Regions from separate parts of the Homo sapiens genome. Here region 2 is linked to region 1. Evidence: chromatin contacts called from ENCODE Hi-C data. All regions are on one chromosome and are shown on one strand. The core of a region is the stretch at or near the end of the contact, and the rest is flanking DNA. Distances in the headings are between cores, read along the strand shown. Region 1 holds the start of CTH (cystathionine gamma-lyase). Region 2 holds the start of ALG6 (ALG6 alpha-1,3-glucosyltransferase).

Region 1 (2,941 bases), core at 1-2,500:
AGCGATTCTCCTGCCTCAGCTTCCCGAGTAGCTGAGATTACCCGCCACCATGCCCAGCTAATTTATTTATTTTTAGTAGAGATGGGGTTTCACCATGTTGGCCAGGCTGGGCTCGAACTCCTGTCCTCAGGTGATCCACCCGCCTCAGCCTCCCAAAGTGCTGGGATTACAGGCGTAAGCCACTGCACCCGGTCATGAGTTGTGTTCTTAATCACTAAGCCACAGTGCTTAAATGACGCAATAGGCTAAATTGTTACTAGCATTATTAGAGATAGCATAGTGTAGCTGAGTGCCTAGGAGTTGGTTCCTAAAGCAACCTCAAGTTTCTAAAGTTTGAATTCCATCTCCAATACTTACTAGTCTAAGGCTAGTTACTTAACTCCCTAAATCTCAGCTTCTTTATTGGGAAAAAATGAGAATTCGGTTCAGACTAGGGTTGTTGTTAGGATTAGATGAGACAATACATGTAATACACATGATATATACGAGCACGTATTTGGCATATAGTAGGTACTCAATAACTATTCATACAGCTACTGGAAACAATCTTAATTCTAGTCAAGTTATCAGACCCTTAATATTTTTTAAGCTGACTCCGTACTACATCTTTAAAATTTATGCTGCTAAAGGTAACTCAAAAAAGTTATGACCTTCGATTTTTAATTGCAAATTTGTCAAAATCACCTGAATTTCAGGCCAAATCTAAATGGCAAGCTGGACAAACGGCTCCTTCCAGTCCTGCTTATCAAAAGAAATACGATCACTGGACCATCCGATACAAAGCTGTGCTGCAAGAATTACAGTGTAGAAACATCTTTCGGTTGCCTTCCTAATTTATAAGTCATATTATAAATTACTTACATGCCTTTCAAATTCATAAGCCGTATCTCTTTTACCGCCCAACTGTGGACAGCCCCAGACAGACCCAGCTCACCGAGTGCTGGCCAGGCGCCCCTTGCTTGAACGTGGTGGACAGTGAGATGGGGGGCACTACAGCCCTGGAGGTCCATTGCTCTGGATCCTGGCCCACATGGATCGCCTGCGTGGCGAAATGTTGGAAGTGTGGCAGGAAACCTTGTGAGGAGGCGTCTTTTTCCTGCATGCTGAACCGCGAAAGAAGAAGAGAGGAAAAGAACACCGAAGATATAACCAGTCGAAGCCGGGTGTCCGGGGTTGGGAGAGACAGAAGGATCAGGCGAGAAGGAGCTAAAGCACGCAGGTAGAGCCGACGGCGAGCGCACTAAAGCGGCACACAGCGATTGTTGGGGTGGATTTTATTAGCGGGTCTGCAGTCTCACGATCACAGTGGGGCGGGACCAGCGCGGCCCATTGAGCGCAGGCCCGACGCGTCTCCCGCTCCTTATTGGCTGACAGCAGAGGCGTTGCCTGAAACGTCACCGCGACCGCCCCACCCAGTGCACAAAGCGGAGTGAAGCTGGAGTCCCTGGGTCCAAGTGGTGTTAGTCCCTGCGGGCGAAATTCCTGAGTACCCGTCCTGAGGAGGCTGCCATGCTGGCTCCTGAGAGCCACCCGGGCGTCTCTGTGACCTCAGGCCGGAGGTTCGCCCGAGACGTGGCGGAAAGCTGGCTTAGTGTTGAAACCGGGTAACTGTAAACAGACCACATAAATAGCCTTCTTTTACTGTGGTAGTTACCTCTGACCACCATCCTTTGCCCTGAGGGCGGTGCTAAAAGACGTAAGCCACAACGTGGAGGGTGGTTAAGAAAACAGTTGCCCAAGCCGCCCAGTTTGCAGCTTGGATTCTCATCAGTCACAGCTTGCGTTTTAGGTACACTGAACTCTGTAATGACCCAGTGCTTACGATGACGAAACGATGACTAGAAGTGAAGGTTAAATTGTTCGTAAGACATAACGAAGCTACTGTAGTGAGGACGTCTATGCACAACTCTGGCAGCTTCCTAAAAGTTAGTCAATCTTGAGCTTTTTCAAGCATCATTATCTTCTTTTAAAGTACAGAGAGAAACTCCCCCTAATGAGAAAGATAATGTGGCTTTGAAATACTTACTGGAGCCTAACATCCTTACACAAAATGCTTTTGCTTTTACACAACAGCAACATCCCTGCAGGAAAAAGGATTGTTTACCACTCACCTGCGCCCAGAGCCCTACTCTCAGAAGAATCACTGCTTTAAAACAAAAATCTCCCTGTTCCCTAAGCAATACAGACTTGACCTACTTACTATTGTGGCTGTTTTCTAGCACCAGGAAATTTGGGGATATTTCTGTTGTTGCAAAATATTCGCTAAAGATCTAAAACTTTATTAAACAAATTAAGAACAAGGAGAATAAGGAATAAACAGCTCTTAAAATTTACAGTTTGAAAGAAAGATATGAAGAGAAAGAATGAGGCAATTTGCTTTTCAAATTAGCTTTAGGGACATTTAACCCATTAAGCACTAGAGGAGTGGTGCTTGAGGGCCTACAAGCTTTTAGAATCCTACCAAACTTTGTATGGCTGGGGGAAAAAATGGATAGACTTCAAAACACTAATGTATATTAATACATATTTAATTAATATTTTTCTTTTAAAAATATAACATCAACTGCAACTCACCTCAATATTTATGTATAACTATAGGTGGGTATTTTTGTGTAATATGATATGGCATTTAGGGGCCAAAAGGGTCTAAAACAGTTCCAATTAGTTTTACCTCCTAATATTTGCTGACAAACCCTGAGTTGCATAAATACAGACATTTTATTTAGTGTACTGTAATAAAGAATCATTCAGAAGACAGCACTAGGCTGGGTGCATTGGCTAACGCCTATTAATCCCAGCACTTTGGGAGGCCGAGGTGGGCGAATCACCTGAAGTCAAGAGTTCGAGACCAGCCTGGCCAGCAGGGTGAAACCCCATCTCTACAAAAAACACAAAACTTAGCTGGGCGTAGTGGTGCACACCTGTAATCCCAGCTCCTTGG
Region 2 (3,029 bases), core at 207-2,706, 7.0 Mb after region 1:
CAAAGAATACATATCATATGGTTCCATGAAAGGTTCATAAATAGGCAAAACTAATCTATGGTGTTAAAAATCAGGAAAGAGGTTACCTTTGGGGAGGAAAGAAGGGATGGTGGTTGGGAGGGGTGCCCAGAGAGGTGTTCTGAAATGCTGTGAATCTTCCTTCTTGATTTGAGTAGTGGTTAGGAAATGTGTTGACTTTAGGATAAATTAACAAGTTACAACTTATAATTTGCGTACAGTATTTTTCTATATGGTATATTCCAATTTAAAAAGCATAAAAGGGGCTGGGCGCAGTGGTTCACCCCTGTAATCCCAGCACTTTGGGAGGCCGAGGCAGGTGGATCACCTGAGGTCAGGAGTTCGAGACCAGCCTGGTCAACATGGTGAAACCCCATCTCTACTAAAAATACAAAAATTAGCTGGGCGTGGTGGTGCGTTCCTGTAATCCCAGCTACTCGTGAGGCTGAGGCAGGAAAATCGCTCGAACCCGGGAGGCAGAGGTTGCAGTGAGCCAAGATCGTGCCACTGCACTCCAGCCTGGGCGACAGAGCAAGACTCTGTCTCAATTAAAAAAAAAAAAAGTGTAAAAGGAAATTACTTGGATGTGTTGACTAAAGGCTCCCTGTGAGCAGGGATCCTCCTGTCTTAGTCGTTGCTCTCTGTTCCCCACTTGTAGAACAGTGTTAGCAGAAGGCAGGTACCCAAGAAGTATTTGCTGAATGGAGCTGTGTGCGTCTGTGTGTACGAAGCGGGGAGGTACCCTAATTTTACTGAGCCCTGTGTGGTTAAAGATATTATGCGAGGCTTTTAACGACTCTCTTCTGCTTAAACCAGAAAAAGGGTTATTTGCGACTTTTTCCACCTGTAAATCAGAAAACAGTAATTTTCTAACCCATCCACTGGCCACGAAGTTGCTAGGCAGGCAGTAGATGCGCTTTTCGTCCTCCTTTGCCCTGACGGTGCATCTCGACAAATGCCAAGCCCGCCGTCCCCATCCCAGAACCGACTTTGCTCCTTTTAGTCTGAAAGGTCCTTCCACCGCAGTGGACACAACACCGGGGAGTGCAGCTATCCCGGGCGTGTATATGGGGCGAAAGGGATCCCTTCTCGCGTTTCTCCGCCCCTCCTCTTGAGGGCCAGGCCCTCAGAACCGCAAGGACAAGGGTGCCAGGACCGCCCCAGCCTGCAAGTGCCACCACTATCACCGCGTCCCCTCACCCGACCCACAAGCGACCCTGCAGGAAGGGCTGGGGAGGCCTCGCGTCGCGTCCCTGGGAGTGGAGCGGAGCTGGGAGACGGGTCGCCAGCTCTGCGCCGGCTCGTGGCGCGTCCGAGCCCCCGGCACCTCCCCACACTGGCCTGGGGTCCGGAACCTCCGGGATCCCATGCTCTTACCCCGCCGCCCGCCGGCCGCTGGGATTCGCGCCTGCCGTGGGTCCCAGGAAGGCGCATGCGCGCTCGCCCCCGCGGCGGACTGCCCCTCCGGCCTTCCGCCTCCGTGTGCCCGCGCACCACCCGCGCGCCCGGTGCGGGAGCGAGCCCGTCGAGCGTGAGGGGAGGGGCGGGCAACCTGGCCTGGACAGGAGGCGGCCGGCTTAGGAGGCGGGGCAAGAGCCGATGGAACCCGAGAGGTCCCCAGCCCCGGGTTAGGCTAGGGGCAGGTGGAAAGCCCCTTGCTCTTCTTTCCTGGGATCGTGGCCAAGGCCGGAGCGGCTGCTTAGCCAACGGATTCCTGTCAGGGGCGGGCCCTGGCTTGCTGCACTGAGCAGAGAGCCTTGGCCGGTCCTCACCACCTCTGGGCCTGTGCCCTCGAGGAGCCAGAAAGCCAACCTGCTTCACTTTCTTCTAGCCACATGCCTGCGAAGAAGAAGACTGGGCAGCCCCCTAAAGTAAGAAACATTGAACATCCAACCATTTGCGAGAGCCTGTGCGTTGTGCAAAAGGACAGCCCTGCCCTCGAGTAGCCACTACACGTGCCCCAGCGGGCAGCTTGAATCACCTGGTCCCAAACTTGCCAAAAATACCTATCTAGTAAGTTAGTAAGACCTGCACACTTTTCCTTTTGCATTGATCCCTTCCTTTCCAGTTCCACTATTTCCATCTCAGTCTAGGCTTCTGTCCAATCACGCATGGACGGCTGTGATGATTTTTACTTGCCTTCCTTTGTTCAGAGAGTGCCCTCATTCCCCACTTCTGAATCTTGCCATTCTACGTAAGCCAACCCCTATAATTTGTAAGTGTTAGCAAATATTTGGCTAGGACTATGGCTTTCTACTGAGTCTGAATAACTTCTCTCTGGGCCTCAGTTTCTTCAACTGTGAAAGAAATCAGTAGGGCTAGGTGAACTTCCAGGTCTAAAATATGATTATATCTAAAAGACCATCAGCACTGGGAATATGGAGAAATATGGCAGGTCCCTGCCCTCAAGGCATTTAATTCTCATTGGAAAGACATTTTTATGCATAAAAGGATAAAAAGCTATAGAAGGAAACACATACTAAATGTTACATTACTTACATATGCACTAAGCACTGTAGGAGTTAGGAGAAGAGGGTTCACTGTAAACTGCAAACCATCAGGAAATGCTTTTCCTGGAGGAGTCAGCTGAGCTTTGAAGGAAAGCCTGGCTGGATAAGCCCAGAGAATGAGAGTAAGAATCTAGACAAAGGAAATGGTTCAAGCCAAATATTGTGGCAGCTGAAAAGTGTAGAACATTTCCTCTAGTTTAGGTGGTGGGTGATGAAGCTGGAAAGGACTGGTAATTGTAGAGAGCCTTGAATACCAGGCTATGGTGTCTGGAATGTATCCAGTGATCAGTAAGGGGCTATTAAATGACTTTTAGCAGGGAGTCAAGTATACAGTACAGTTACAGTGTTAGAGAAAACTTAAAGTGGTGAAAATGGATCAGATGAATCAGAGGGAGACTATAGCAGTCCACGCATGATTAGACAAGGGCTTGGACTGAGATGGCAATAGTGGAACTGCAAAGGGAGAGATCAATGCAAGAAGAAACATGTACAGGTCTTTTT

Evidence for each region. Hi-C counts contacts between places; a loop is a spot of excess contacts on that map. Pooled maps may share reads with other maps.
Region 2: a loop to region 1 is called in a pooled map, with 11 times the contacts of the local background. The contact joins the promoter of ALG6 here to the promoter of CTH in region 1. A Hi-C loop is called at or near these places in 4 of 50 pooled maps.

The regions. Positions count from the first base shown.
Region 1 is chr1:70,409,577-70,412,517 of GRCh38, reverse strand. It overlaps CTH (cystathionine gamma-lyase), which reads right to left and starts at 1,250. Exons shown (of 12, transcript NM_001902.6): 1 at 935-1,250. The coding sequence starts at 1,102. RefSeq lists a silencer at 1,210-1,359 and an enhancer at 1,420-1,679.
Region 2 is chr1:63,366,054-63,369,082 of GRCh38, reverse strand. It overlaps ALG6 (ALG6 alpha-1,3-glucosyltransferase), which reads right to left and starts at 1,456. Exons shown (of 15, transcript NM_013339.4): 1 at 1,396-1,456. RefSeq lists enhancers at 887-996, 1,857-1,996 and a silencer at 1,177-1,656.